2 separate regions of the Homo sapiens genome follow, and region 1 is linked to region 2. A link is a contact called in ENCODE Hi-C data. All regions are on one chromosome and are shown on one strand. The core of a region is the stretch at or near the end of the contact, and the rest is flanking DNA. Distances in the headings are between cores, read along the strand shown. Region 1 holds the start of HIP1 (huntingtin interacting protein 1). Region 2 holds the start of DNAJC30 (DnaJ heat shock protein family (Hsp40) member C30).

Region 1 (5,908 bases), core at 2,905-5,404, 2.1 Mb before region 2:
TACTGCACTCCAGCCTGAGCAACAGAGCAGGACTCTGTCTCAAATAAATAAATAAATAAATAAATAAATAAATAAATAAATAAATAAATATAAAAATAAATAAAAATATACAAAAGTTAGCCGGGCGTGGTGGTGGACACCTGTAATCCCAGCTACTTGGGAGGCTGAGGCAAGAGAATCACTCGAACACGGGAGGCGGAGGTTTCAGTGAGCCGAGATTGTGCCACTGCACTCCAGCCTGGGCAATAGAATGAGACCCTGTCGTGAAAAAACAAAAAAAGAGAGAGAGAGAGATTGGGGTATTCATCCCCCAGCTGCCTCCCTGCCACGCCACTTTCCACAGTGACTGTGGGTTTTCTACCTAAGGTCACAGCTCTGGGAAAATGCCTACTTTCCCATGACCAGAGCCCCCACCAGGTTACAGCACAGCTCCCTCCCCTTTTCTCTTTAGGTCTAGAGATGGTAACAGCTTCCTGGTGTTCCAGTAATATCTGGTGCTTTACCTGTCCCGGTTGATTCCCTTAACTCAGGTCACACCTTTGTACATAGTTCCTTCTCTTTCTTTTTCCTGAGAGAGGGTCTCGGTCTCTCAGGCTGGCGTGCAGGGGTGCAATCATAGCTCACTGCAGCCTCGACCTCCTGGGCTCAAGGGATCCTCCCGTCTCAGTCTCCTGAGGAGCTGGGATTACAGGTGTGCACCATCACACTTGGCTCACTGCAACCTCCACCTCCAGGGTTCAAGCGATTCTCGTGCCTCAGCCTCCCAAATAGCTGGGATTACAGGCGCGTGCCATCACACCCTGCTAATTTTTGTATTTTTAGTAAAGACGGGGTTTTGCCACGTTGCCCAGGCTGGTCTCGAACTCCTGGCCTCAAGTGAGCTGCCTGCCTTGGCCTCACAAAGTGCTGGGATTACAGGCATGAGCCACTGTGGCACGGCCACAAAAAATTTTTTAAAAATTAGCCAGACATGGATGGGCATGGTGGCTCATGCCTGTAATCCCAGCACTTTGGGAGGCTGAGGCGGGCAGATCACTTGAGGTCAGGAGTTCGAGACCAGCCTGGCCAACATGGTGGAACTCTGTCTGTACTAACAATACAAAAATTGGCCGGGCATGGTGGCATACACCTGTAATCCCAGCTACTTGGGAGGCTGAGGCAGGAGAATAACTTGAACCTGGGAGGCAGAGCCTGCAGTGAGCTGAGATTGCGACACTGCACTCCAGCCTGGGCAACAGAGCGAGAGTCTGTCTCTTAAAAAAAAAAAAGGAAGAAACTATGTACAAAGGTGTGACCTGAGTTAGGGGAATCAACCAGGACGGGTAAATTGGCAAAGCACCAGGATTTGCTGGAACAGCAGGAAGTCACTACACCCTATCTCTAAATAAATAAATGTTTTTTAAAAATTGAGATTTTTGTTTGTTTGTTTTTTGTTTTTTGCTTTTTGGAGATAGAGTTTCACTCTGTCATGCAGGCTGGAGTTCACTGGTGCGATCTCAGCTCACTGCAGCCTTCGCCTCCCAGGCTCAAGTGATTCTCCAGCCTCAGCTTCTCGAGTAGCTGGGATTACAGGCACATGCCACCACACCTGGCTACTTTTTTGTATTTTTTAGTAGAGACAGAATTTCACCATGTTGGCCAGGCTGATTTTGAACTCCTGGCCTCAAGTGATCTGCCCGCCTCGACCTCCCAAAGTGCTGGGATTACAGGTGTGAGCCACGGTGCCCGGCCAAGGTAATTTCCTCTTCCTCTGTCAGCGCCCCTACCGTGCTCCCACGCTCAGTTGTCATCTCCCTCTCCCTAGACATGAAAAATCAGGTGACATCTAATCTCTCCCAAAGCAACACAAGGGAGGGGGCACTCCCAAAGCCTCCCACAGAAACACAATTTAAGTAAAGGTGAAACCAGTCCAGTCCTTCCTATGCAAATGTAGCCTGAATGGCACCGCCATTGCCCATCCCCCAATCCCTGTGTCCAAGCCTTATTTGCGTAACCTCCCACGGGACAGAACTTCCTCCTCTCCCTTCTCTTCTAGGCCCTCATCATCTCTCATCTACGCTAGAGTCTCCCCACTGATTTCCTCCCTTCCATCAGGCCCCCATAATCCATCCCCACAATACAAGCTCCTCAGTGCACACATCTGAGCAAAAGTCTTCAGTGGCTCCTTAGTAACCGCAAATGCCCACCCCTCTTTCACTTCTCTATTGAATGTGTGAATTTTTACCAAACGCTCTTATTAAAAAAAATAAAAACAAAAACAAAAAAAAAACAGGCAGGGCAGGGTGGCTCACACCTGTAATCCCAGTGCTTTGGGAGGCTGAGGTGGTAGGATCATTTGAGCCCAGGAGATCATGACCAGCCTGGGCAATCCAGCAACATACCCCTCACTACAAAGAAATATGTATATATTTTTTTGAGACGGGGTCTCGCTCTGTCTCCCAGGCTGGAGTGCAGTGGCGCGATCTCTGCTCACTGCAACCTCTGCCTCCCTGGCTCAAGTAATCCTCCCGCCTTGTGAGTAGCTGGGACTACAGGCTTGCACCACCACGCCCAGCTAATTTTAAAATTTTTTGTACAGATGGAGTCTTGCTATGTTGCCCAGGCTGGTTTCAAAGTTCAGAGCTCAAACGATCCGCCTGCCTCAGCCTCCCAAAGCGCTGAGATTACAGGTGTAAGCCACCGCACCTGGCCAAATTTACAACACACACACACACACACACACACACACGAATCACCAAATTGTTAGGCCTAAAGGTGCCATTCATTACTCCGAGTTTCAAATAACTTTTAAAAAATACATCTATGCCGGGTGCTGTAGCTCATGTCTGTAATCACAGTACTTTGGGAGGCCAAGGTGGGAGGCTTGCTTGAGGCCACGAGTTCGAGACCAGTCTGGGCAACATAGAAAGACTCCATCTCTGCAAAAAAGATAGCCAGGCTTGGTGGCGTGCATCTGTAGTCCCAGCTACTCGAGAGGCCGAGGCAGGAAAATCGCTAGGACCCAGGAGCTCAAGGTCCCAGTGTGTTACGATCTGCACTCCAGCCTGGGCGACAGAGGGAGACTGACTCCAAATGAAACCAAAAAAAAAAAAAAAAACAAACAAAAACAAAAACAAAAACACACCTAAATTGGAGTTTAACGGAAAACTTTTAACTTTCTCCAGCACTCCTGCTAAGCATCACACTTCTCTCTGCTTGCTGGTACCCTGGCTGACGTCTGAGCAGGATGGGACGCGCGGCTCAGAGCCTAAGATAAACCGAAAGTGTCTACAGGGCTTTCTACCAACAAATAAGCTCTGACGGGTTCCTTTGATGAGGTTTGGGAGGCAGGTCCCGGGAGGTGCCCGCGGACTCAGCCCCGAACTCCGGGACCTGGGCTCTGCGATCCTTGCAGAGGGCATGGGCAGGGGCAGAATGGAGAAGTGCAGGACGGGGAAGCCTGGGAGCTGGGTGGGGGCGGCCACCCATTGAGCCGGATCCGGCCAGGCGCCCACGCTGCGCCCCGCCCGCGGGGCTGCGCTTTCCCGGGCTGCGGCCGCAGGGCTGGTCAGTCCGGCGCTCCCGGGTCCCAGGCCCGGAAGGAGCTAACGGGCTATTCGCAGGCGGGCTGGGATTCCCCCGGGGGAGGCCCCACTGCCCGGCCCGCGTCATCCCCGCCCATCTCCACGGGCCGTCGCGGGATAGCCCCCTGCAGGAGCGGGCAGGGTAGTGGGCGGCGCTTGGCGGAGGGCAGCACGCTCGGGGCGCGCGGGGACTGCGGCCGAGGGGAGGAGAGGGCGGTGCGCGGGCGGGGGCGGGGCGAGCGAGGGCATATCAGGGCAGCCCGCCCAGGCCACGCCCCATCCAGGCCTCGCCCCGTCCGCACCCCGCCCCGGCCCTGCCTAGAACGGCGGGACCACGGTGACTGACAGGACTCCAGACCAGTCACCACGCGCCTCGAGGCCCCGAGAGGCTAGTCGGGGCCGAGCCAGCGGAGGGGCTCCTGAAGGGGCGGGGGCGGGCGGGGAAGCCGTTCGGCGAGGGGCGGGGTCTCTGGAAGACTGGCAGAACTCACAGCCAATGGCAGGCGGGAGCCGTCCCGTTAGCGCCGGATCCCCGCGGGTAGGGCGGGGCGGGCGGCGCCGTGGGGATCCCGGGGCAGCCGAGGGCCCCTGACTCGGCTCCTCGCGGCGACATGGATCGGATGGCCAGCTCCATGAAGCAGGTGCCCAACCCACTGCCCAAGGTGCTGAGCCGGCGCGGGGTCGGCGCTGGGCTGGAGGCGGCGGAGCGCGAGAGCTTCGAGCGGACTCAGGTGAGGACGGGGGACCCCGGGGCATCCCTGGGGCACCCTGAGGGACGCGGTGTCCGGGAGGGGCTTTGAAGGGAGTAGGAGTCTTGCAGGCCCCAGTTGAAGACGGGGCGAGGGTGTAGTGAGCGGGGGCATTGACGTGCAGATCTGGGCGATCCCAGGAAGGTCGGGGACCCCAGGGTACCCCAGCTGGCCTGGGGAGAAGGGCAGAGGCGGGCTCGGAGGAGATGGCAGGATGCGTGGCCAAGAGGAGCCTGATCGGCTGGGTACCGGGCAGGAGTCCCAAGATGAGGTGAGAGGGGAAGGAACTGAAAAGGGGCGGAATGGAAGGGTTGCCCCTAAACAAGGGAAGCGCACGGGAGCCACTTGGAGGCTCAAGTGTGGGGGCGGAGAGTGGGGGCGCCGGGCTGGGAATGTGAAGGGTGAGGGGACCTCTCTTCCCCTCCGATCACTTCTTGGTTGCATTGACATCCCTTCCCACCCCCCACCCCTTAGCATCCCCCTTTCTCGATGCCTCTTGCTTGGCTCTGGCCAGCCCCAGCTGTCAGCTCTGAGGCCGGGCGGAAGGGGTCGGAGCAGGGAAAAGGAATGTAGGAAATGCAAAGTGTGGCCACTTTGTGGGAAAATTACTTTGGGGGCTAAAGTGGAGACCATGGTGCCCCTGAGCCCTGACTTGGGGTCTTGGTTTTATCCCCCAAGATGTGCCTGACAGCTAATAGGCAGACTGCCCTATTTGTCCTGCCTGGCCAGGGCTTGGGGCCAAAATTCCTCAGTGTCATCAACAAAAAGCCACAATCCATTTTTTTCTCCGAGTTTTTAATGCCTGGTGTATTGATTGGGCTGAATTAAGCTGACATGTTGATGGTGTTCATCAATTCATTTGTATGTAAAATCCATTTCAAAGAGTACAACGCTTCTTTTAATCCCAGTGCCAATGCTGGAGGGGCAGATTTCTTCTACACTCTTGTGCTCAGAGTGGAACCTTTGAAGATCCATTTGGGTCCCCCTCTCCAGAGGCTGGTCCCCTGATGTGTTATGCGAGGAATACTTCCCCCAAACACAGTTGGAGGGAAAGGGCTTTGGGATTTTAGTTAGAAAAGACAGTGAGAATCTGACTGAAGGTTCTGTATATGGAATCTTTCAAAGAATAGAGCTTTTGGCCGGGCGCGGTACCTCACACCTGTAATCCCAGCACTTTGGGAGGCCGAGGCGGGTGGATCACCTGACGTCAGGAGTTTGAGACCAGCCTGGCCAACATGGTGAAACCCTGTCTCTACTAAAAATACAAAAAATTAGCTGGGCGTGGTTGCAGACGCTTGTAATCCCAGCTACTTGGGAGGCTGAGGCCAGCAGAATTGCTTGAATCTGGGAGGTGAAGGTTGCAGTGAGCCGAGATGGCGCCACTGCACTCCAGCCTGGGCAACAAGAGCGAAACTCCGTCTCAAAATAATAATAATAAAAAAGAATAAAGCTTTTCACCCCCAGAGGACTTCATCCCCTCTTCTTATTCTGAAAACCTTTGGCCCCCCACCTGGGCAACATAGTGCGACCCTGTCTCTACAAAAAATAAAAAAATTAGGCTGGGTGCATTAGCTCACACCTGTAATCCCCGTACTT
Region 2 (5,979 bases), core at 1,357-3,856:
AGTGGCGCGATCTCGGCTCACTGCAAGCTCCGCCTCCCGGGTTAATGCCATTCTCCTGCCTCAGCTTCCCCAGCAGCTGGGACTACAGGCGCCCGCCGCCACGCCCGGCTAATTTTTTTTTTTGCATTTTCAGTAGAGACGGGGTTTCACCATGTTAGCCAGGATTTCTCTATCTCCTGACCTTGTGATCCGCCAGCCTCGGCCTCCCAAAGTGCTGGGATTACAGGCGTGAGCCACCGCGCCCGGCCTCTGGAGTCATATTTTTAACCCCATATATTTAATAACGTATTTCCATTAACTCAATATGTTCAAAATATCACTTCAACATATAATCGACATAAAAAGTCATCAGCAAGGACCGGGCCTGGTGGCTCACGCCTATAATCCCAGTACTTTGGGAGGCCAAGGCGGGTGGATCCCGTGAGCAACTTACCAGATCCCTGGGCAACATAGCAAAACTCCCTCTCCACAAAAAAATTACACAAACTAGTCGGGCGCGAGGAGGCGCGCCTGTAGTTCCAACTACCCGGGAGGCGAGGTTGCAGCCACTGCAGCACTTCGGCCTGGGCGATAGAATGAGAGCCTGTCTCACACGCACAAAAAATTATCAAGCTATTTCAGCCGGTGTGGTGGCGAGTGCCTCTAGTTCCGGCTGCTGGGGAGGATGGCTTGAGGCTGCAGTCGGCAGGGATCATGCCATGGCACTCCAGCCTGGGCAATAGAGAGACCCTGTCCCTAAAAAAAAGAAACAGTATCCAATAGCTATTTATTTATTTATTGAGTCAGGGTCTCACTCTGTCGCCAAGGCTGGAGTGCAGTGGTGCGATCGCAGCTCACTGCAACCTCTGCCTCTCAGGTTCAAGTGATTCTCCTGCCTCAGCCTCCCGTAGGCCCGGCTAATATCTGTATTTTCAGTAGAGACGGGATTTCACCATGCTGGCCAGGTTGGTCTCGGAATTCCTGACCTCAGGTGATCCGTCCACCTCCGCCTCCCACAGGGCTGGGATTACTGGTATGAGCCATAGCGCCCGGCCAGTAACCATTTACTGAAATAGGGCTAGTCTCTCAGTGAGAGAGCACGGAAAAACCACAAAGTATCTTTTTTTTTTTTTTTTTTTTTTTTTTTTTTTTTTTTGAAACAAAGTCTTGCTCTGTCGCCCAGGCTGGAGTGCAGTGCCGTGATGTCGGCTCACTGCAACCTCCCCCTCCCGGGTTCAAGCTATTCTCCTGCCTCAGCCTCCCGAGTAGCTGGGGTTACAGAAACCCGCCATCGCGCCCGGCTAATTTTTTCCATTTTTAGTAGAGCTGGAGTTTCGCCATGTTGGCCAGGCTGGTCTCGAACTCCTGACCTCAGGTGATCCGTCTGCCTCAGCCTCCCAAAGTGTTGCGATTACAGGCGTGAGACACCGCGCCAGCTTCCCCCCGCCCCCATCCCCCCCCCTTTTTTTTTTTTTTAACGACTCGAGGTGCGCTGGCTCACGCCTGCAATCCCAACAGTTCGGGAGACGAAGGCGGGAGGATCGCTTGAGCCCTGGGCTTGGGCCACCTTGGGCAACACAGCGAGACCCCATCGCAACAAAAATTTACAAAAAAAAGCCAGGCGTAGTGGCGCGCGCCTGTGGTCCCAACTACTGGAGAGGCAGAGGGGAGCCACCACACCCGGCTAATTTTTTTATTACTTGCGGAGACGGGGGCTCGCTACGTTGCCCAGGCTGGTCTCGAACCCCTGAGCTCAAGCGATCCTCCCGCCTCAGCCTCCCAAAGTGCTGCGATTGCTGAGATTACACGCGTGAGCCACTCCCACCTGGCTACAACTCAGTAGTTATACAAACTACCCTCTATGAAATTCAGACAATAATACACCAACTGCTGTCTTGGAGATTTATTGGCAACAAGGCGCCACGATAAGCATCCTACGGCCATTACTTCCTTCCCCCCACCAGGACTGACCCCTCGCCCGTACCCACCGCCCAGCGCCTCTTTTACCACATGTTTAGGACAAATTGTCACATTCGACTTTGAAAACCACCCACGGAAAGCAAGCGCGATCACCCCTACCTCAACGCTGAGGTACCGAGGCCCAGAGAGGTCGGCAACTTAAAGTTGATTTACCAGAGACAGAAATCGGCACCCACCCGGGTCCTTCCCTTCCCGCACCCCCAAATTCTACGGCCTTTCCGGGCAACGCCAGCAACAGGGGCAACTTGCCGCTTCCCGACCCCCGGACGCCCCGCAGTATTCAGGCTCCCCTCACTTGCGAACGTATTTCCGGGCTTCTGTCTCGTCATAAAACTGCGAAAAAGAGAAAATGGCATGTAGAGGAATAATTCAGACGCGGTGGCCGCAGAAGTGGGGAGAGGGGTGTCCGCGGGCCCCGGGACTTACCAGCTCTGGGGGTCCGCCATGCTCCGGACGCCGGCCGCGGGACGCCATTCTCACGCCTCAGCAGCACACCTGCGACTGGCGCCTGCCGGCACCCGGTTTTTATGTCATCAGCCCGGCGACCGCTTAGTAATACGCATGTTCCACCCCCACGACCGCCCCGCCCCCCCCTTTACGTGACTGGCCACAGGGCGACCAACCGACTCCTCTCATTGGCCGGTTTCTCTTGCACCGCCTGCCGAATCAATTCAACATGGCAGCCATGCGCTGGCGATGGTGGCAGCGGCTGTTACCTTGGAGGTTGCTGCAGGCCCGTGGCTTTCCACAAAATTCTGCACCCAGCCTGGGCCTAGGAGCGAGGACTTATTCCCAGGGCGACTGCTCGTATTCGCGCACGGCGCTGTATGATCTGCTCGGCGTCCCCTCCACAGCCACGCAGGCCCAAATCAAGGCGGCTTACTACCGTCAGTGCTTTCTCTACCACCCGGACCGCAACTCCGGGAGCGCGGAGGCCGCCGAGCGCTTCACGCGCATCTCCCAGGCCTACGTGGTGCTGGGCAGTGCCACCCTCCGTCGCAAGTATGATCGCGGCCTACTCAGCGACGAGGACCTGCGCGGACCTGGCGTCCGGCCCTCCAGGACGCCCGCACCCGACCCCGGCTCGCCGCGTACCCCGCCGCCCACCTCTCGGACCCACGACGGTTCTCGGGCCTCCCCCGGCGCCAACCGCACGATGTTCAACTTTGACGCCTTCTACCAGGCCCACTACGGGGAACAACTGGAGCGGGAACGGCGCCTGAGGGCCCGGCGGGAGGCCCTTCGCAAACGGCAGGAGTATCGGTCCATGAAAGGCCTCCGCTGGGAGGATACCCGAGACACGGCTGCCATTTTCCTCATCTTTTCAATCTTCATCATCATCGGCTTTTATATTTAATCGGAGAGAGAAGGGAAGGGGAGTGTCCCCAGCCAACCCCCCAGAAACGGCCTTTTTTCCTGCCTCTGAACCCTTGGCCATTGATAGTCTACCTTTGCTGGGATCCGAAGGAACTGTACTCCCCCTGCCCTCCCCGACCCGCCCAGCTTAGCCGATGACCTGCACATCGCTCCACTGTGGTCCAGAAAAGGAGGCCTTTCGATGTCTGAGAAAGAGGCCCCACGCTGTAGAGTCCCGAAAGCCCAGGAGTGAAGGGGGTTCCTGGAGTCTCTAGGGTGCTTCTTCCAGAGTCTGTCTTCTTGCTTCCAGATGTGGTCAACTTCTGGAACACTCGCTGTAGCTTTATTGTTTAGCCCCAAGCAAGATTTATCTCCTCCTGCCCCGCATGTGTATGGTGGGCCTCTGTAACCTTGAAATGTGCAATGTGACCAATTGTTGACTACCAAAAGAAAAGGTCTGGGGTTGTACGAAACTTGTCTTTCTGTGACTTCCCCAAGCCGCAGGTGAGACCTGGTCCAGGGTAAGAATGGGATCGGTGGAGAGCCTGTCGTTCCTCCCGCTAAGGTCAGCCCCCTGGGGCACTCCTCCTTATGTTGATAGCATGTAGGAGTGAGAAAAAGTCATTGAGCATAAGGAATGAGTGTTCCTGTGCCCATATTTAATGTGTGACCTTGGAGAAGTTACTCTGTAGGCATGACAGCAGAGGAGAAAATCATTTGGCATCTTGAGGTCTGTCATGCTTTATTATCCATAGTTTTTGGGGGGTTTTTTGTTTTGTTTTGTTTTTGAGATGGAGTCTTGCGCTCTGTTGCCCAGGCTGGAGTGCAGTGGTGCGATCTTAGCTCACTGCAACCTCCACCTCCCGGGTTCAAGCGATTCTCCTGCCTCAGCCTCCTGTGTAACTGGGATTACAGGCTCCCACCACACCTGGCTAGTGTTTTGTATTTTTAGTAGATACGGGGTTTCACCATGCTGGCCAGACTGAGGTCTCGAACTGCCGACCTCAGGCTGTCTGCCCGTCCAGCCTCCCAAAGTGCTGGGATTGCAGGCATGAGCCACTGCTCCCGGCCCTATTATCCATAGTTCTAATCCACAGGGATTACAGCATAATGCTAGCAGGGCCAGGTTCATCCTTGAGACAGTGTGGCTGGCTGTCACCTGGTCCTCCCTTTACCAGCCAGCCCCATTGCACACTGTGCAGCCCATCCCCTCCCAGAAATAGAGTGACAAACTCTGCACTTAAGTCCCCTGTTTCTGTTTAACTTGCAGTGCTTATCACAGGCCCTTCCTTAATTTTTTAAACAAGGCTGCTTGAGGCTGGGGTAAATTTTGGGGCTTTGGGAGTACACAGGACTACTGAGGGACGGGGAGTTGGTGGCTTGGTGTTCATGGTGGAGACTTGGTTCTTTACGCAGAGCAGGCTAAAGGCGTGTTTTTTCTGCTCTGTTTCTAATTCATGTTAAGTAGTTGGTCATCACTTTGGTCAGAGCTGCTGCTGAAGCTCTCTTAACTGTGAGTCACTGGACGTTGGCAGGGAGTTGGCTGTGAGATTGTAGGTGCTCAAGTGTTTCTGTTCGGGACTGAGTGTGAATCTGTAAAAGGGGAAAATCCTCGCAAGAGGTCTACGAGAAGGATGAGGGCCCAAGTCTAGGGTCTAAACAAAGCCAGGAGTGGTTTGGTATATTACTGAGTGCAATCATTGCGTGCCATTCCTGCACTCAATGTATTGTGTAAAATCCTTAGGTAAAATGGGATAAACCCACAGCTGGTCCTACTTGGCCTCTTGAAAACCATTCCATCATTGTGCCAATCTAGCCTGAAAAGGAAAAAAAAAAAGGGAAACCATTGATTGTCTCTTGCCTCGGAGGTTGGGGGTATGCCCCTACTCCAGGCTTTGCAGTGATCATATGATGCAGTAATGAAGATCTGGGGCCTGGCACAACACTTTGGGATCCACCCAAGGCGGGTGGATCACTTGACCTCAGGAGTTGGAGACCAGCCTGGGCAACACGGCAAAACCCCATCTCTACAAAAATCACAAAAATTAGCCGGGTGTGGCAAGTGCCTGTAGTCCCAGCTACTCAGGAGGCTAAGGTGGGAGAATCGCTTGAGCCTGAGAGGTCGTGGTTGCAGTGAGCTGCGATCCTGCCACTGCATTCCAGCCTGGGCTACAAAGCTAGACCCTATCTCAAAAAAAAAAAAAAAGAAAAAGAAAAAAAAGATTTGAGCCCAATCTGGTTCAGACCTGTTTGGCTCAGTGAGCCTGGACTTGGGGGAAGGGGATATGTACTTTTTAAAAGAACATTTATTGTTACTATGTTTCATATTTAGAAAACAGGACAGAGACTTTTTTCTGGAAAAACAAAACTGCAGCAAGTGGAGTTTCTTTTTTCTGGAAAAACAAACTGCACGAAGTGGAGTTTAGCAAAATGTTCTGAAACTAGTGCTTCTCAACCAGTAAAGCAGGCACGACAGAAACAGTGGGGCAAGGGCTTTTTGTTCTAGTGAAACAGGTGGCCTCCTTTCGATGTGGGTTTGTAAAGCACTAGTGGTCTAATAGCATGGGCTCCTTGAGATAGACCTCTGAAGTTTGTTTTCTCAGTCAAGATCCCAGCCAGGAACGTTCCCTGTGAGCCCCCGAATCTGGGGTACATAGAAAATTC

Evidence for each region. Hi-C counts contacts between places; a loop is a spot of excess contacts on that map. Pooled maps may share reads with other maps.
Region 1: a pooled map shows a loop between it and region 2 (9-fold over the local background). The contact joins the promoter of HIP1 here to the promoter of DNAJC30 in region 2. A Hi-C loop is called at or near these places in 4 of 50 pooled maps.

What each region holds. Positions count from the first base shown.
Region 1 is chr7:75,737,187-75,743,094 of GRCh38, reverse strand. HIP1 (huntingtin interacting protein 1) reads left to right here and starts at 4,154. Exons shown (of 31, transcript NM_005338.7): 1 at 4,154-4,294. The coding sequence starts at 4,175. RefSeq lists a silencer at 3,377-4,366.
Region 2 is chr7:73,680,080-73,686,058 of GRCh38, reverse strand. It overlaps DNAJC30 (DnaJ heat shock protein family (Hsp40) member C30), which reads left to right and starts at 2,606. Exons shown (of 1, transcript NM_032317.3): 1 at 2,606-5,141. The coding sequence starts at 2,636. The coding sequence ends at 3,316. BUD23 (BUD23 rRNA methyltransferase and ribosome maturation factor) reads right to left here and starts at 2,462. Exons shown (of 12, transcript NM_017528.5): 1 at 2,386-2,462; 2 at 2,255-2,292. The coding sequence starts at 2,433. RefSeq lists enhancers at 55-904, 905-1,754, 2,685-2,854, 3,095-3,184.